Regions from separate parts of the Homo sapiens genome. Here region 2 is linked to region 1. A link is a contact called in ENCODE Hi-C or POLR2A ChIA-PET data. All regions are on one chromosome and are shown on one strand. The core of a region is the stretch at or near the end of the contact, and the rest is flanking DNA. Distances in the headings are between cores, read along the strand shown. Region 1 overlaps COTL1 (coactosin like F-actin binding protein 1). Region 2 has its middle 13 kb from the start of USP10.

Region 1 (5,328 bases), core at 2,829-5,328:
GTTAAAACACCCCCATGTCATGTCCCTGGGGAGAGGCTGTGAGCCACGAGTGCGCCTGGAGCAGCACAGCAGGAGACCGGTGCAGTTCCCTGGGAGCACCATGTGCAGAGGACAGGAGGGAAGCACTCATCCGCTGCCCTTGTCACACTCCCCTGAATCCTGGCAACAGTGCTGCAGGCTTCATGCCCATTTCACAGATGGGAAATGGAGATTCAGAGAAGTCACATGGCACTTTCAAGGTTGTGAGGGAATTCAAGGTCATGCTGGGATTTAAACCCAGGCCTTTCTGGCTGCAACGCCTACAGCCTTCCTACAATCAAGGCTCAAAGTCTGGGTGGGCCCATTGCACAGATGTGGGTGCCGCCAGCAGTGCCAGGGCCCAGCCAAAAAAAATTTAAAAATAAAAATTTAAAAAGGCTCAAATTATGGATCTTATTTAGGGACCAGAAATTCATCCTCTTTGTAGACCAGAAATTCATCAACTCTTTTTGCCTCAATCTTTGCAGTTTGGAATGAGACTCTACACTGTAGAGAGACAGGAGGGGCAAGGGGGGTGCTGGGTATGAAGAGGAAACAAAGAAAATGGCTCTTAATTTGGCCCGGGATATGGCTCCGAGGATATTTCACTTATGACTAGGGCAATTAGGTCAACAATGAATTCTGAACACATTTCCATTGGCTGTGTTATGCTTGTTCTATCTTATATAGTCATTTTTATTAAAATGGCTTTGAGGGCTATTTTGTTCCATTGATCCACATTAAGTTTTATTTCAATGCCACACTGTTTTTATTATCATGACTTTAAAATTTGTTTCACAATCCACTATGCTAAGTTCCCCCACCCTCCACTGCTCTGTATTATCAAAATATCATTTGATATTCTGGAATTTTTTTTTTTTTTTTTGAGACAGAGTCTCGCTCTGTCGCCCAGGCTGAAGTGCAGTGGCGCGATCTCGACTCACTGCAAGCTTGGCCTCTAGGGTTCACACCATTCTCCTGCCTCAGCCTCCCGAGTAGCTGGGACTACAGGCGCCCACCACCACACCTGGCTAATTTTTTGTATTTTTAGTAGAGATGGGGTTTCACTGTGTTAGCCAGGATGAATCTTGATCTCCTGACCTTGTATTCCACCCGCCTCAGCCTCCCAAAGTGCTGGGATTACAGGCGTGAGCCACCGCGCCCAGCCTGATTTTTTGAATTTTTAAAGTGATGTGTGTATTGGCCAGGTATGGTGGCTCACCCCTGTAATCCCAGCACTTTGGGAGGCAAAGGTGGGAGGATCACTTCAGCCCAAGAGCTTGAGACCAACCTGGGCAACATGGAGAAATCACCTCTCTAAAAAAAAAAAAAAAAAAAAAAAAAAAAAAACCAAAAAATTAGCTGGGCACGGTGGCAGGCACCTGTAGTCCCAGCTACCAGGGAGGCTAAGGTGGGAGGATCACTTGAGCCCAGGAGGTTGAGACTGCAGTTGAGTAGAGATTACGCCACTGTACTCCAGCCTGGGTGGCCAACTGAGACCCTGTCTCAAATAAAATAAAATAAAATAAAATAAAATAAAATAAAATAAAATAAAATAAAATAAAAATATGTGCGTGCATGTGTATGTGTGCATTGCATGTGTGTGCGTGTGCATGCGGGTGCATGTGTACCCCACTAGGATAAACCAAAATTGTTCAACATCAGCTCAACTGGCATCTGGGGCCAGATCATTCTCTCTGGTAGGAACCATCCCGTAAATTGCAGGGTGCTGAGCAGCACCCCTCACCTGGCCCCACCAGTTATGACAAACAAAAATGCCTCCATACATTGCAGATGTCCTCCAAAGGGGGCAGAACACCCCCAGTTGAGAACCTCTGCTGTAAACCGTTGGTGTCCCCATTTAATTGGGACCCCTTTTGTGTTTTCCAACAAAGTTCTGTGCCTCTTGAGGGGATCACATATCCTTATTCAGCTTACTTCACAAACAGTTCATATTTTAACTGCCATTATCACCAAGATCTCATTACAATTCCTAAGTGGTGGTTGCTGGCACATAGGGATGCCACTGGTTTGGAGTCATTCACCTTGTATTAGCCACTTGCATAAACTGATGCTCTCTCAGGGCGTTTAGTTGCTGGTGTGAGGGTTTCTCAGGCACCTAATGATATCGTAGAGCGATATGTTTGCTTCTCAAACATTGTGTGGATTTGAATCACTGGGGAAATCTTAAACGCAGCTTCTGATTAAACAGCTCTGGGGTCTACGCTTCTAAGAAGCTTCCCAGTGATGCTGATGCTACTGGTCAAAGGATCACACTGAGTTAAAAAAAAAAAAAAAAATCAATCTGCGTTTCTTCCTAGAATCTAAGTACGTCCCTGCAGAGTCCCGCACGAAGCATGTAGGTTAGCACCAAGACCCAAGGACACAAACCACCTGTCTACAGGAGATACTGGCCTGCAGCTGACAAGCTCACTTCCTGGTGATTATCTCAAAACCGGAGGGGGTAACCAGCACGTTCGCCTTCAACAAGAAGCCGGGTGGTCTAACGGGTCATCCATTTGTCCCCGGGAGCTAAGGAACACGCAGCTCTCAGCAGACCATGAATGCGTGATCCTAGCTGCAGTCCAGGGTCAGGGACTCCACAACACTTACTTCTTAAAGGAAACTGATCGTCATCACCACTCACATTGGCACACCACTTTTCAGTTTACAAAACATGCTTCTATTTCATCTCATTTGGTCTTTGTAACAACGCTGGGAGGCAGATGAGGTAGAGACGTCATGGCCACTTTCATCATCAACATCCAAATCACCTTCATTGATAAGGGCTGGAGGCTCAGAGGCCACGTGATGTGGCCAGACTCTCAACACGAGGCCAGAGCCAAGGGCCTGGACACCTTGGGTGTGTGTGCTCAGCCCCCTTTCTCCAGGGAAATGCCCCACCAGGCCATGGCTATCTGGGGGTCAGTAGGTAACAACGCAGCAGGGATAGAAGGAAGGATGGTCTCAGGGACACTGCGCAGGTGAATCCACAGGGCCTGGTGACCAACTGGATGTGAGAAGGTGAGGACAGAGGAGTCCAGGGCACAGGAGACCCCGAGGGGTGAGGGCCCCACCTCCCATGCCCCGGGGACTGTGCCTGAATTCCCAAACATCAGCCTGGGCTGCCTCACCTGTAAAACACGTTCTTTTCTTTATTGAGATAAAAGTCACATAACAAAATTCACCATTTTAACCACTTTTTTTTTTTTTGAGAAGGGAGTCTCGCTCCGTCGCCCAGGCTGGAGTGCAGTGGCGCGATCTCGGCTCACTGCAAGCTCCGCCTCCCGGGTTCACACCATTCTCCTGCCTCAGCCCCCCGAGTAGCTGGGACTACAGGCGCCCGCCACCACGCCCGGCTAATTTTTTGTATTTTTAGTAGAGACGGGGTTTCACCGTGGTCTTGATCTCCTGACCTCGTGATCCGCCCACCTCGGCCTCCCAAAGTGCTGGGATTACAAGCGTGAGCCACCGCGCCCGGCCATTTTAACCACTTTAAAGCATCCAATTCAGTGGCTTTAAGGACACTCACAATGTTGTGCCATCATCGCTACTATCTAATTTCACCACTCCAACGAGAACTCCCGTCCTCAAGAACAGTCACTCCCCATTCTCCACCCCATTCCCCCAGGCCCTGGCAGCCACTCTTCCACTTTCTGTCTCTATGGATTGGCCTGTGCTGGACATTTCATTGAAATGGACTCATATGCTATGTGGCCTCTGCGGTCTGGCTTTCACTCAGCGTCACATCTCCAAGGATCATCCCTGCTGCCGCATGTGCGGGTCACCACTTCATTCCTTTTATGGCTGAACAGCACTCCATTGCATGGAGAGAGCACATTTTGCTTATCAGTGCATCAGTTGATAGACATTTGGGATCCTTCCAAAATGGGGTGATTTCACGCCTCCCTTATCAGTTGACCATGATGACTGAAAGTGAAAGCTACAAAACCCACCTAGCCCATCAGGGTGGAACCTCCAACCTAAAGCTCCTGACACAGGGCGGGGCTGCCAGGTGGCCACAGCGCACAGGAAACGAGACTGGTGCAAGAGATGGCAGTTCCTCACTTGTAAGGTGCAAAGTGCGCAGCCACAGGCGGCTGGTGCAGACTTGGAGTGTGGGGGAGCAGCGCTTTAGCTCGAGAGCATTTCTCAGCAGTCCCCGTGGTGTCTGGGAAGCCAGGGCTCTGTTTTGAGGAGTGTCGTCAGAGCATCAACACCAAAGTGCTTAATTAAATGGCAGCCTTGACCTGAGGGGGAGGAGGGGCTGAACATCCGCCTCCGACTGCATTTCACAAGCAAAAGAACACGGTGAGTGTGTTTCCATGGTAACCGCTCTCGGGTTCCCATTTCCACATTGGTCAGCCCGGACTTGGATCCAAACTACCCATCCCTGGCCCAAGCCTCCATGGAGGTAAGTTACCAGCCCTGCTTTGGGCCAACGCAGTTTTTGGGGACCTCAACCATGTGTTCAGCCCATGGCCAAGGCTTCGGGCTGAGCCAGCTCTCCCAGCCTCTCTCTCTTCTCAGTGTCGCCCCCTCCCACGGCTCTGGCTGGCTCCTCTGCGGAGCTCCATGGCTTTTCCAGCGTCTGCCCTCTCTGCTGGCTGCCAAGTGCCTCCACATGCCGGCCATGCTCTGCGCACCTCCAACCCTCCACATCCACCCTTCCCCTCTTTCAGACCTCCCCAGGTCTACCTTGGGCAACACCCTTTGCCCCCGGAGGGTCACAGATTCTTGTTGAAGAACCACAGGCATTGTCCCTGTGTCCCAAGTACCAGCCCAGGGCCTGGCACAAGATAGATGTACAATAAGTAAGTTACACCCACAACCCCAAGGACACTGGGAACCTTCCAGAACCACAGCCTGATGTCATTTAAATGATCGTGGGGGAGCGGGGTAAAGAGGGACGTGGTTTGCTAGGTGACTGCTGCGTGCTTATCCGACAATGGTTTGGTCAACAAGATTGCTGACAGGCCTGTTTTTGAAAATCCGAGTCACGTTATGCTTACAAATGTTTGCTGCTAGAGATCTGGCACGACAGTGACGGGTCAGCTGAGTCGGAGACGGAAAACCTGTTGGTCTGCGCACCGTTTTTGCAGCTGCCCGGCAGACTGGAGGCCTCTCCCCAACCCTGCTCACCCTGAAGGAGGTTCTCGGTCCCTTTTGACCTCACACTGGGCAGTGGAAGGGGAATCGCTAGTTCTTCATCCCTGGTTTAGTTACTTTCCCTCTTCTGAACAAATTGGGTCCACAAACCCCAGTGGCAGTCACAGCCCCACATCAGCAGTGGGGAGCCCTAGGCTCCCT
Region 2 (5,328 bases), core at 1,822-4,321, 93 kb after region 1:
AGCTGTATCCAGGAGTTCACAAAGTATCTCCAGCCTGGATTCAGGATTTCAGGTACAGGCTCTTAACTAGCTACGAACCTTCCCATCTTTTTGTGCTTCTCTAACCTCACCATCTTCCCACCCTTAGTTCCGTCTGGTTTACATCCCAACGGATGTAAACAGAGAGGTCTTTCTAAAATGAAAATCTGATCACCATTCCTGTGCCAAAGCCATCAGTGGAAAGATGACAGTTGAACTTCCTGCCTTGGCATGATCTGCCATCAGCCTAGCTCCTCAATCTCACTATCCTCCATTTCCCCCATGTGCCATATAAAGAAAATTTATACCAAACTTGGGATACTGAATGCCCTTTAGATGTCATACCAAATTATTGCATTGTCTTCAAGTCAGCCCAACAGTCATCTGACTCTCAAAGGCAGAGCTTCTCCAACTTGAGTGCACGTCAGGATCCCTGGAGGACGTGCTAAACCCGGAGTACTGGCCTGCTCCTGGTGTATCCGATTCAGTGGGCCTGAAGTCAGCCCCAGTATTTACCTTTCTCATAGCCCTTGGGGGCTAACGCTGCCGGTCCAGGGACCACACTTTAAGAACCACAGCTCTGAGATCTTCTGGGGCAAGGGTTAGAAAGCTTCCTGAAAAGGGTCAGATGGTCAAGATTTTAGACTTCGTGGGCAAGACGGTTTCTGTTGCAGTGACTCAACTCTGCTATGGTAGTGAAAAAGCAGCTATGGGCAATATATAAACAGATGGGTATGCCTGTGTTCTAACCTTATTTATAATAACAGGTAGAGGGCCAGATTTGGCCCACAGGCCATAGTACTTTGCTGCTCTAGAGAAATGTAATTTTTTTTGAGACAGAGTCTTGCTCTGTTGCCTAGTCTGGAGTACAGTGGCGCGATCTCGGCTCACTGCAGCCTCTGCCTCCTGGGTTCAAACGACTTTCCTGCCTCAGCCTCCCTAGTAGCTGAGATTACAGGGACCCACTACCACGCCCGGCTAATTTTTGTACTCTTAGTAGAGGTGGGGTTTTGCCATATTGGCCAGGCTGGTCTCAAACTCCTAACCTCAGGTGATCTGCCCACTTTGGCCTCCCAAAGTGCTGGGATCACAGGCATGAGGCATCATGCCCAGCCAAGAAATGTAATTTTTTAAACTTACTATTTACTTTTAGGACCTAGACTCTGCAAAGTTAGATGTTAGCTCATAGAATATTTTTTGTTCCATACAGATGGAAAGTATTTCCATCTGAAAGAAAAGATAATTTCCAATGTTGTCATTTTATTGCCTTGTAGGGCGTTAACCTTCTTGTGTTATACTTCACAATTTTATTCCAGCATTCTTTCTTTCATTAACTGTACAGACCACCTCTGACTTACAACAGTTTGACTTAACAAATTTTTGAATTTACGATAGATTTATTGGGGCATTAAATTCATTTTTGACTTAAGATATTTTCAACTTACCATTGGCTTTTTGGAACATAACCCTATTGTAAGTCAAGGAGCATGTGTGTATACTTCAGTCTCTTGTATCTTCCTTTGGAGCAACTTGACTGCCCTGGTGGGGCTCTCATTAATGAGGTAAGTGAATCTCTGTCATGCGTTCACTACATATTGGCATGAAATTTTTTTTTTTTGAGTCAGGGTCTCACTCTGTTGCCCAGGCTGGAGTGCGATGGTGTGATCATGGCTCACTGTAGCCTCAACCTTCCAGGCTCAAGGGATCCTCCTACCTCAGCCGCCCCAGTAGCTGGGACCACAGGTGCATACCACCATACCCAGCTAACTTTTAAATTTTTTGTAGAGAAAAGGTTTTGCTATGTTGCTCAGTCTGGTCTTGAACTCCTGGGCTCAAGCAATTCTCCTACCTCGGCTTCTCAAAATGCTGGGATTACAAGCGTGAGCCACAGTGACCTGGCAACAACCACCATTTATTATCTGTCACAATATTGTGGGTTGGCTAGGCTCAACTGGGCAGTTCTTTTCTCTGGAGACAGCTGGGGTTGCCATCATCTGGGGTCGTGACCAGGCTAAGCACCTTAGTTCTCCTCTACATGGCCTCTCCATGCAGCTGAGGGCTGGGTTCCACGAGGGAACATCCTGAGCACACAAGACAAAGGCCCAGCCCTGGAGTTGACACAGCATCACCTCCACTGCACGCTATTGGTCAAAGCAAGTCACAGGGCTGGCTCAGCTTCTAGGGGACAGAAAATAGACTCCACCTCTCAATGCCAAGAGTGTCAGAGAACAGGCAGCCACTTCTAATCTCTCAGAGACAGATCAGGGCTGTTAAACTCAGGAAGAAATCTTCAAGGTGACCTTGAGTGGATTGGGATCATAATCCCAAAAGACACAATCCAGAATGCCATAATCCCAAATGTTGAAATCCCAGAAGATCAAAATCTTGAAAATATCATTCTGAAAAAAATCATAAAACATTAGGCCAGGCGCGGTGGCTCCTGACTGTAATCCCAGCACTTTGGGAGGCCGAGGTTGGCAGATCACCTGAGGTCAGGAGTTCGAGACCAGCCTGACCAATATGATGAAACCCCGTCGCTACTAAAAATACAAAAAATTAGGCCGGGCATGGTCGCAGGTGCCTGTAATTTCAGCTACTAGGGAGGCTGAGGTGGGAGAATAACTTGAACCCGGGAGGCAGAGGTTGCAGTGTGGCGAGATTGCACCACTGCACTTCAGCCTGGGTGACAGAGAGAGACTCTGTCTACAAAAAAAAAAAAAAAAAAAAAAAAAAAAAAAAAAATTGTAGGATATCACACTTACTAGGATGTTGCTAGAATCCAGGAAAGATTCAAGGTGTCTGTCACTAGCTGGGTAATCTCTTCAATCTGGAAAACCTAGTTTGTCATGGGGTGGGGAAAGGGAATCTCTACTCAGGAGAAAACATAAAGATGGTTTTTGAGGGTATGAAGCCCATTCGCCTCCTTGTCCAGAGACTTTAGCTACCATTCAGATGTTCTCTGGGGCCTCAGCTCATGATTAATTCATCAAGTATTGGTTGAGCTCTCGTCACATGTCAGGGATCATGCCTTGTGTTGAGGCTTACAATGGAAAGCAAGAACTACAAGAGCAAGATCATGATCGTTAGAGCAGAACCAGGAAACCCTGTGGCTTTGACTCACCAGCATGCAACGGGACCAAAAAAAAAAAAAAAATTCATCTCCTGTCCAATTTCATCAGCATTAAGTGGCCTCCTTTCTGAAGAGGGACAGCTGTTGGGAAACCCTTGCGGGGTAAGATGTAAAATGCTCACCATCCACCAAGTCATTGCTTATTTACTTACTTAATATAATAAAATCGGGGAAAGATCTGTTAAGAAATAAACACTTCACGGCAGTGCTGTCAATGATGGTGAGATGCTGGAAACAAGCTACCTGTCTAACAGTATGTGCTGAGAGCAAGCGTGTATATATGTGCATTGATATGGTTTAGCTGTGTCCCCACCCAAATCTCATCTTGAATTGTAGCTCCCATAATCCGCATGTGTCGTGGGAGGGATGCAGTGGGAGGTGATTGAATCATGGGGGTAGGTTTTTCCTGTGCTGTTCTCATCACAGTGAATAAGTTTCCTGAGATCTGATGGTTTTATAAGGGGCAGTTCCCCTGCACATGCTCTCTTGCCTGCCACCATGTAAGATGTGCCTTTGCTTCTCCTTCACCTTCCGCCATGCTTATGAGGCCTCCCCAGCCATGTGGAACTGTGAGTCCATTAAACCTGTTTTTTTTTTCTTCCTTCCTTCCTTTCTTTTTTTTGAGATGGCATCTCACTCTGTTGCCAAGGCTGGAGTGCAGTGGCACGATCTTGGCTTACTGCAACCTCTGCCTCCCGGGTTCAAGCGATTCTCCTGCCTCAGTCTCCCGAGTAGCTGGGATTACAGGTGTGTGCCACCATGATGCCTGGCTAATTTTTGTGTTTTTAGTAGAGACAGAGTTTCGCCATTTTGGCCAGGCTGGTCTCGAACTCCTGACCTCAGGTGATCCTCCCACCTCAGCCTCCCAAAGTGCTGGGATTAGAGGCATGAGCCATCACACCCAGTCTAAACTTCTTTTTCTTAATAAAGTACCCAGTCTTAGGTATTTCTTCATAGCAGTACGAAAATGGACTAAAACATGCATACAGAATCTGAATACGTCCACATTTATATACATACTGTGTACATTCTTAGTTGACCGGCGGAGATTCTAGTAACATCCTACTAAGTGCAATATCCTACTGTTTCGCCCTTATCCCTCCCAGGCTACTCTTCACACGGCAGCCAGAGAGATCTTGTTCAAACCTACGTCTGCTCCTGTCCCTCCTCATTCCTTAGTTTACAGGCTAATCCATGTTCCCCCCATGTGCCTTCCCTCCCTCCTAGGGCAGGTTGCTGAGCTGAGTTTGATGTTGGTGTTTAAGGATAAACAGGTTTCAGATAACACGTCTGCACAGAGGGAGCCATAATTCAGGGCTCAGACGGACCACCTGAAGTCTGATTCAGCTCTGGAGGAAAAATTGTCTGTGCTGGTTTTATGGCGTGACGTAGAGACAGAGCCAAACAGGAAAGAAGGCACGTGACAATGGAGACAGATGGAAGCAGTGACTCGACAACACAGGAATTTTGTTCAACTTACCCTCACATCTTTGGCATCTAATATTTCCATACAGTAGGAGCTCACCACACTTTTTAATTTTTATTTATTTATTTTTATGAGATGGCCTCTCGCCCCGTTACCCAGACTGGAGTGTAGTGGTGTGATCTCAGCTCACTGCAACCTCCACCTCCTGGGTTCAAGTGATTCTCATGCCTCAGACTCCTGAGTAGCTGGGATTACAGGCATGCACCACCATACCCAGCTAATTTTTTGTATTTTTAGTAGAGACAGGGTTTCACCATGTTGGTCAGGCTGGTCTTGAACTCCTGATCTCAAGTGATCTGCCCACTTCAGCCTCCCAAAGTGCTGGGATTACAGGCATGAGTCCCCACTCCTGGCCCGTTCACCACGCTTTTGTCAAATAAATAAATACAGGAGAAAATGAATGAGTGATGCATATAAAGGGTTTAATCTGAGTGCTTGACACACGGTGCTCAGTAAATGGTTCACAATATTATGTGACCAGACCACTGCCCAATTCTCCAGCGCCATCTCTGCCAAGACTCCCTCACTCTCCCAGGAAACTCAGCTGCGAATCCACCCTGGCACCTTGGAAGTGCTGGGTGAACTATCCCGGTTTTTCCTGGATCACCCTTCTCTCCATTCCTCCTGGATCACCCTTCTCTCCATTCCTCTATGCCACACCCTTTGAAGGGACCCTTGGTATCAGCTTCCTGGG

The links. Hi-C counts contacts between places; a loop is a spot of excess contacts on that map. ChIA-PET counts read pairs that join two places held with the same protein, here RNA polymerase II (POLR2A). Pooled maps may share reads with other maps.
Region 2: a pooled map shows a loop between it and region 1 (4-fold over the local background). The contact joins two enhancer-like sites. A Hi-C loop is called at or near these places in 3 of 50 pooled maps. POLR2A ChIA-PET finds 5 or more read pairs at or near these places in 4 of 52 experiments (A673, BJ, H1 and 1 more).

What each region holds. Positions count from the first base shown.
Region 1 is chr16:84,590,298-84,595,625 of GRCh38, forward strand. All of the region lies in intron 2 of COTL1 (coactosin like F-actin binding protein 1), which reads right to left. Among named protein-coding and RNA genes, the nearest start is that of COTL1, 25 kb to the right of the region's middle. RefSeq lists enhancers at 30-529, 3,595-3,894. Within about 2 kb of position 4,079, at least 18 of the 41 ENCODE cell types and tissues checked have a DNase peak (open chromatin) inside an H3K27ac peak, as active enhancers do.
Region 2 is chr16:84,684,785-84,690,112 of GRCh38, forward strand. No RefSeq gene overlaps it. Among named protein-coding and RNA genes, the nearest start is that of USP10, 13 kb to the right of the region's middle. Within about 2 kb of position 3,072, at least 4 of the 41 ENCODE cell types and tissues checked have a DNase peak (open chromatin) inside an H3K27ac peak, as active enhancers do.